2 separate regions of the Homo sapiens genome follow, and region 2 is linked to region 1. Evidence: read pairs that join two places in POLR2A ChIA-PET (ENCODE). Cell type or tissue: B cell. All regions are shown on one strand.

The links. Peaks named below come from ENCODE experiments on the same cell type or tissue, not always from the same donor. Only the 100,000 strongest peaks of a DNase experiment are listed, where the experiment ranks them.
Region 2: POLR2A ChIA-PET joins it to region 1 with 5 read pairs; 1 of 35 experiments calls an interaction of 5 or more read pairs at or near these places.

Annotation. Positions count from the first base shown.
Region 1 is chr1:24,953,277-24,957,276 of GRCh38, forward strand. All of the region lies in intron 1 of RUNX3-AS1 (RUNX3 antisense RNA 1), which reads left to right. It also overlaps a transcript of RUNX3 not described here. Among named protein-coding and RNA genes, the nearest start is that of RUNX3-AS1, 25 kb to the left of the region's middle. RefSeq lists a silencer at 941-1,000 and enhancers at 1,497-2,696, 1,738-1,917, 1,958-2,107, 2,148-2,197. In B cell, no CTCF peak of the experiment used is centred here; DNase peaks (open chromatin) are centred at 672, 885, 1,805 and 3,905.
Region 2 is chr1:24,703,124-24,707,123 of GRCh38, forward strand. No RefSeq gene overlaps it. Among named protein-coding and RNA genes, the nearest start is that of CLIC4, 40 kb to the right of the region's middle. In B cell, no CTCF peak of the experiment used is centred here; a DNase peak (open chromatin) is centred at 2,348; H3K4me3 peaks cover 1,261 bases; H3K27ac peaks cover 308 bases.

The sequences.
Region 1 (4,000 bases):
ATGGCGTGAACCCAGGAGGCGGAGCTTGCAGTGAGTGCGATTGCGCCACTGCACGCCAGCCTGGGCGACAGAGCCAGACTCCGTCTGAAAAAAAAAAAAAAAAGAAAAGAAAAGAAAAGAAAAATGAAAAAAAAAAAAAAACAGATCTGCATAGCCCTACAAAGTAGCCATTAGCTTTTAAATGAAAATACTTAAATGCTATCTAAATGAAAATAGTTAAAATGAAATAAGATAAAAAATTCAGTTCCTCAGTTACAGTAGCCACGTTTCAAGCGCTCGGGATTCACGTGCCCCTGGTGGCTACTGTGTTGGGCAGCACAGACATGGGACATTACTATCATCACAGAGAATCCTACGGGACGGTGCCGTTCTAGATTCTTCTTAGACATATCCTAACACCTATACAGGTTGATTATCCCTAATTCAAAAATCTAAAATCTGAAATGCTCCAAAATCCAAAACTTTTTTAGGGCCAACATGGTACTCAAAGGAAATGCTCATTGGAGAATTTTGGATTTTGGACTGAAGTATAATCCAACTATTCCGAAATCTGACAAAATCAGAAGTCCTAAATTTGAATGCTTCTGGTCCCAGCCATCTTGGGTAAGGGATGTTCAACCTGTAATGACTGTTAATGTGTGGTTTTTTTTTTTGGAGACCAGGTCTTGCTCTGTCGCCCAAGCTAGAGTGCAGTGGCACGATCATAGTTCACTGCAGCCTTCACCTCTTGAGCTCAAGTTATCCTCCTGCCTCAGCCTCCCAAAGTGTTGGGATTACAGGCGGGAGCCGCCATGCCCCAGCCTATTGATATTCTTGTTGAGGTTCTCAGACATATCTGCATGGCCTCACACATGGAGGAAAGAGACCCACAGAGGCAAAAACAAGACATGGGGTAAAAATAGACTGGAAGGAAACACACCGAATGATAGTGGTTTTTTCTGGGTGTTGAGATTACCGAGCTTATTTTTAAATTTCTTAGATCCTTCAGGTGTTCTACAACGTAAAATGCAGACAGGGTGGGGACGTTGGTTGGAGTCATGTTTTCCCTAATGTTCTTACTGGTTCTAAAATCTTCAAGCTATGCTCTCACCCAAGGCTTCACTTATTATTATTTTAACACTGTGGATTCATAAAGAATGGAAGCCCACACAAGTCCAGGGAAGGAAGGAAAGGCAGACAGAGGCTTATTTTCAGGCCTGGGCAGTTGCACAGGGTCCCTTGCTTAGAAGGGCCTCATGCTTGGTTTCGTGTTCTGTGGTCGCTGTCCTGAAATTCTTACTGATTTTTGAACAAGGGATCCTGTATTTTCATTTTGCACTGTGCCCTGAAAATCATGCCGCCGTCACTAGCCCTGGGATTCTCCCCAGGACAGGTTTCCCTTCAGCTGCTCTAAGCCTTCGCCCTTGTCCTTGTCCAACCACGGACGTGGCCATCCACGGAGCCCTCTACGTGCCTCAGAGCAAGTGTGCTTCGGCTGCTCAGGTGTGTGTCTAGAGACTGATAAAAACAGGGCTCGTGAGTGGGTGCGGGAGGCCCCTGTGGTCTCTGTTCACACACGTACCTACCCTCAAGGCCATGTCTACACTGGCCTATTTCAGAGAACCGCCCTGTGCATCATGGGATGCTTTGCCCCACATCACGGCCCAGCTTGGTTCAGTCCTGGAGCCCTGTGTCCTGAAGCCATGACCAACCCCAGGCCTGGCCCACCTTCTTCCTCAGTCTCCTCTCCCTCAAGCCCTCCACAGGACCCATAAACCTTCCATCTCCATGTAATCCTTTTGTGTGATCCTTCTTCCATACCTTTGCCCATGCTGTTCACTCTGCTTGTACCAGCAAGGTTCCTTCCTCCCCAGATCTGCCCTTTCTAGACCCATCTCAGATTCCACCCTTTCTAGAAAGACTTCAGGAAGTATTTGAGAAGGGCCTGAAGATGCTGTGGTTGCATAGAGGAGGATATGAATCACCTCGCTTAGAGGTATCGGGGAGGGCTCCATGGAGGTGGTGCCCTCAGGCCAAGGAAGAGAAGATATCTTCCGGGCAGAAGGGAGAGTTTGACGGGCTGGTTTGATGTCAGACAGACCACAGGATGACTCAAGGTCCTCTTTCCTCTTCTTAAACATTAGTTGCAGCAAGTCCCACCATCTGCCTGAGTCTGTTTTCATCTCCACAATGGAGGTGGTGATGCCCAGCACACGGAGCTGTGATGAGGATTTAATGGGGAATCCAGAGCATTTATGGAAGTGCCAGGAGGCCAAGATTCTGCATAGGTAGGAAGGACCTAAGCCAGAGGGGTGTGGGTGGCCAGAGGAGAGAGCCTACCTTAGTAGGGCTTGGTAGGCTAAGGTCTGGGCTGAATCTCGAGGCTCTGGAGCTTAGAACAGCATCTGCAACTCCCTGGCTGTCGGGGTTCAGGCAAGGACTGCCTCCTCTCTGAGTGTCAGTTTCCCCATCTATAAATGGAAAGCTGGGACACTGAAAAACACTGGGGGGGAGGGTGGTTCCTGAGGCAGTCTCTCTCCACACATCACAGGAATGTGGCGCCCCAGGGAGAAGGCATCTTTGTCCATTGTGTTCACTTCTGCATCTCCAGTGCCCAGAACAGTGCTTGCATGCAGTAGATGCTCAATAAATGTTCATTGAATGAATCAGCAGCAACCAATTCGCCCACCTCACATCCTAAGTCCGCTGGGGACGTAGGCCCACCTCTCCAGGGAAACTGTCTGCAGATTGGGACCACACCTCAGGTCACAAGCATTTCCTGAGCACCTACTGTATGCATGGCTCTGCGCAGCCCGGGGCAGACCCTTGCTCCACAGCCCGACAGGGCAGAGCCAAGGAGGCAGGTGACAGACACAGTGATTTGGGAAGAAGAACAGAGAGCAGGGTGGCCAGCAGGGCCTTGCCTGGGTGGGAGCAGGCCGTTCCCAGGCTGGAGCTCAGGCTGATGGGAGCCCCAGCTTGCCTGTTCCTGGGAGGGTGGGACTGCCTCTTCCTCTTTCTTTCTCTGAAAACAAAAATTGTTTTCCCTTAAATTTACAAGTATTAAAAGTTTGGAAAATACACAATAATCAAAAGAATATAAAATAAAGGTTACCTGCCATCATGGCGGACCACACAGTATTAACTACTATGGACTTTTCAGTGTTTCCCTCTAGTCTTTTTTCTGAGGTGGCTTTGCTCTCAGAGGTGGCTTTCTCTCCCCCTGGGAAGGGATATAGCTGCTCTGTAGGAGATGTGGGGGCACCAGGCTCTCTCCATGGGCTCTTTATCACTTCTGACTTGGAGGTCCTTTCTCCACCCCCCCTGGACCTAGCACCTCTTCCCGAGACACAGGGGTGCGAAGAGCTGGGGGAGGTACGTCAGCAGGCCTCCCCTCCTGCCCCTGCTTACCCCACGGAGGTGGGGTGGGACAGAACTCAGGCTTGAGGAAGGAGCACTGGAGGCCAAGCCACAGGTGCTGGTCCTCAGCCCTGGTGCCCAGGCAAGTTGGGTTTGGGAATAGGGGCATGACCAAAATGGACCCCTCCTTTCCTCCCCACCCCTTTCCACTCCATCCGCCTTTCCCTTTGCGTTCTCCAAGCGTTCCGTCCCCCAGATGCCCTCTGTTTCCTCTGCTCCAGCCTTTTAACTCCTCTCAACAAAGGCCAAGGAATCAGGCAGACTGTGGACACTCAGGTGTGCATGATGGGAAGGGACCTGCATTTACAAAAGCTCCCCCCCACAGGGACTGCATGTGCTGGTGGAATCTCAGTCACCATGTCCCACGTTGAAGGATGTTTGGAGGGGGCTGACTTTGGTCACCCTTCAAATCATAAGTTATATGCGTCTGCCCTTTCCGCCCACACGTAAGTCTGAACCTTTTGCCAAAAACACTTTTCCCAGACTCGAAAGAAAACCCCAAAGAGGAACCTAAACCTTCACGCTGCCTGCACCGATTGGACCGGAGTGCTCAGGCTCGCGCCAACAAGTGTTTCAAAGAAGAAGCCAGACAGTGAAGGGG
Region 2 (4,000 bases), 250 kb before region 1:
GGCAAAGGCTCATACAATAGAAAGCTGGCTGTCGGGAACAAAGCCTCTTCTCCTCCAACCCCTCAAGTCAAATGGGAAGACTGGGGGGCTCAGAGTAAAGAGTCCACAATCAAGGATATACCCTCACAAGGAAAACAGGCTCTCGTAGGCACACAGCATTTAATCCATTTCCCCCAATACCTAGACACACACACACGCATGCCTCACTTTAGTTACAAGGGCAGCAGAACCCATTCACTCTGTTTAAGCATAAATGGGGAAGGGGGAATTTACTGGCAGGATCCCTGTGCAACCCAAGGGCAGGAAACTCAGCCAGTGCTCCCAAACGGGCCAGAAACAAACACAGAAAGTTTTTTTTTTAAATGACATTATGGGCCGGGTGCGGTGGCTCACACCTGTAATCCCAGCACTTTGGGAGGCCAAGGCAGGTGGATCACGAGGTCAGGAGTTCAAGACCAGCCTGGCCAAGATGGTGAAACCCGGTCTCTAATAAAAATACAAAAATTAGGCCGGGCGTGGTGGCTCACACCTGTAATCCCAGCACTTTGGGAGGCCGAGGCGGGCGGATCACAAGGTCAGGAGATCGAGACCATCCTGTGAATGGTGAAACCCTCTCTGTACTAAAAATACAAGAACTTAGCCGGGCATGGTGGCAGTCGCCTGTAGTCCCAGCTACTTGGGAGGCTGAGGCGGGAGAATGGCGTGAACCCAGGAGGTGGAGCTTGCACTGAGCCGAGATTGCGCCACTGCACTCCAGCCTGGGCGACAGAGTGAGACTCCGTCTCAAAAAAAAAAAACAACGAAAAAACAAAAATTAGCTTGGCGTGGTGGTGGGTGCCTGTAATCCCAGCTACTCGAGAGGCTGAGGCAGGGAATTGCTTGAACCCAGGAGGTGGAGGTTGCAGTGAGCCAAGATCACGCCACTGCACTCCAGCCTAGGTGACAGAGTGAGACTCTGTCTCAAAAAAAAAAAAAAAATGACATTACGGGTTGGACACAGTGGCTCACACCTATAATCCCAGCACTTTGGGAGGCCAAGGCAGGTGGATCACTTGAGGTCAGGAATTGGAGACCAGCCTGGCCAACATTATGAAATCCCGTCTCTACTAAAATACAAAAATTAGCTGGGCGTGGTGGCGGGCACCTGTAATCCCAGCTACTTGGGAGGCTGAAGCAGGAGAATCACTTGAACCCAGGAGGCGGAGGTTGCAGTGAGCTGAGATTGCGCCACTGCACTCCAGCCTGGGTGATAGAGCAAGACTCCATCTCAAAAAAAAAAAAAAGAAAGAAAAAGAAAAAGAAAAAAAAATGACATTACCCGCCATCGCCCCATCCCTCTGGTCTGCACATCCACTTTCTTCTTCTCTTCCCTGCTCAGAACTTTCTCCCAGCCCCTGGCTGTCCCAGGCCCAGCTTTATAGGTCCTCTTGGTTCAAACACCCAACAGAGACTGGGTGTCTGGATCTCAATCACACATTCTCAGCAGAGGGAACCTGACTGGCTGGCTGGTCTTGGGAGCCGTGGGGGTCTAGGGGCCACCGCCCACCACTCAGGGCTGTGGGGGCAGACTCAGAGAGGGGTGTGGTTGTGGAGGGTGGGAAGAAATGAGGCCTGCCCAGGCCCAGCAGCTTGTCTAATTCCTTTCAACCCGCCCCCTCCCGCCGCCTCCCCCCGTCTTCCCAGACAAGAGGTCTTGAATCTCTCCCAGGATGAGGCTGTTAGGCTACCCACACAAACACGACGTCATCCATTGTCCCTCATTATTCATTATTGTTAGAGGGCTCTTAAGTCATCCTTTCTCCTTCTGAACTAGCCGTTGCTCATCTGCTCATGTCTGTGGCTGCAGCAATTAATGCCAGTTTCAGTCAGTACAAACCAATCATTCCCTCGGTTTGCTTCTTTGGCTGCTATAAACAATTTTTTTTTTTTTTTTTTTTTTGAGACAGGGTCTCGCTTTGTCACCCAGGCTGGAGCGCAGTGGTTTGATCTCAGCTCACTGCAGCCTCGACTTCCCCAGGCTCAGGTAGGTGATCCTCCCACTTCAGTCTCCCAAGTGGCTGGGACTACAGGCAGATGCCACCATGCCCAGATAATTTTTAAATTTTTTTGTAGAGACGGGTCTCACTATGTTGCCCAGGCTAGTCTCAAACTCCCAGGCTCAAGTGAGTCTCCCGCCTCAGCCTCCTAAAGGGCTGGGATTACAGGAATGAGCCAGCGCTCCGGCCTAGAAACAATTTTTAAACCTTGTAAATCCAAACCCCATAAAAGAGAGGAACTGATTGGTTCTCCCACTCACCAATTTGTCAGGACTGCCCCTACTGGGCAGAGCTTTCGCACCAGCGGCCTCCGCCCTCCCCCATTCACACTAGCCTATAAAGTGGCTGCCTGAGATCCAGGGACCCGCCCATTCCTGGGCAGTGGTGGTTAGGGGCCCTTTGGGCTTTGGTTTTTGCAAACATTTTCTTTGCTTACCCTGATTCTTCTCTGGGCTGGTGCCAGTTTCGTGTGCTCCTACTCCCGCCCCTATTCTTTGTTCATTGTTTACTGAAGCCTGTTCTTCTCCTTCCTGTGGCTTCCCCACCTTTTTCCTGCTGCTTGCTCATTTTGGACACATCTCTAATTCTAAGTGATGACCACCTACGGTGCTTTCGGCAAGTCCCTTAGCTCCTTGGGCCTCCGTTTCCCCATGTGCATATTTGTGCTACTCAATTCCCACTTCACAGGGTTATGAAAGGAGTTAATGTATCTGCGAGCTCCTGCTACACAGCGAGCACTAAACAAACATCAGTGTCTGCCTTTCTGTTTGGCTTCAGTCCTTAAAGCTGTCAACAGACCAGAGAGGCGGAGCTGGACTAGGAGAGAAGAACCTGAGTTCAAGCCTCTGCTGTGCGTCTAACTTGCTGTGTGACCTTGAGAAGCCCCTTTCCCTCTCTCGGACTCGGTTTCCCCATCTGTCCAATGAGGATTGGACTAGAGGAGCATTTCCCAAACTGAAACTAACAGCACGCCACACAGAGAAAGAGTATCTTTGGAGCCAGGTGCGGTGGCTCACGCCTGTAATCCTAGCACTTTGGGAGGCTGAGGTGGGTGGATCACCTGAGCTCAGGAGTTCAAGACCATCCTGGGCAACATGGTGAAAACCCGTCTCTACTAAAAATACAAAAAGTTAGCTGGGCGTGGTGGTGGGCGCCCGTAATCCCGGCTACTCAGGAGGCTGAGGCAGGAGAATCGCTTAAACCTGGGAGGCAGAGGTTGCAGTGAGCCCACATTGTGCCACTGCACTCCAGCCTGGGCGACAGAGCGAGACTCACAGAAAAAAAGAATATCTTTGGCCAAACATTTTGGGAAAAGCCATTTAACAACTTTCAGAATATTACAGGCACTGAAACTGTGCTGTCCAATATGGTAGCCACTAAACACATGGGACTATTTAAATTAAACATAAATAAAATTTGAAACTCAGTTATTCGGTCTCACTAGCCACATTTCAAGTGCTCAATAGACACACGGGGTTAATGGCTACAGTACAGCAGAGAACAGGTAAGAGCATTGCCTTTAGCACAGAAAGCACCATTTGAAGGCGCTGTAATCAGAGGAGGCCTGCTTCACTTTAATCCAGCATTTCCCAAACACATTGTGCGTGTGTGTTTGTGTGTGTGTGTGTGACACAGGGTCTCATTCTGTCACCCAGGCTGGAGTGCAGCGGCACAAACACAGCTTGCTGTAGCCTTGACTCCTGGGCTCAAGCAATCCTCCTGCCTCAGCCTCCCAAGTAGCTGGGACTACAGGCATGTGCCACCACACCCGGGTAATATTTTTGTATTTTTTTTGTAGAGACAAGGTCTCACGGTGTTGCCAAGGCTGGTCTCAAACTCCTGGGCTCAAGCAATCCTTCTGCCTGCCTCAACCTCCCAGAGTGTTGGGATTACAAGCATGAGCCACCATTGCCTGGCCATGTTTTAACATTTTTCTTGGCTGAAAGGACATTATATTTGTGGAA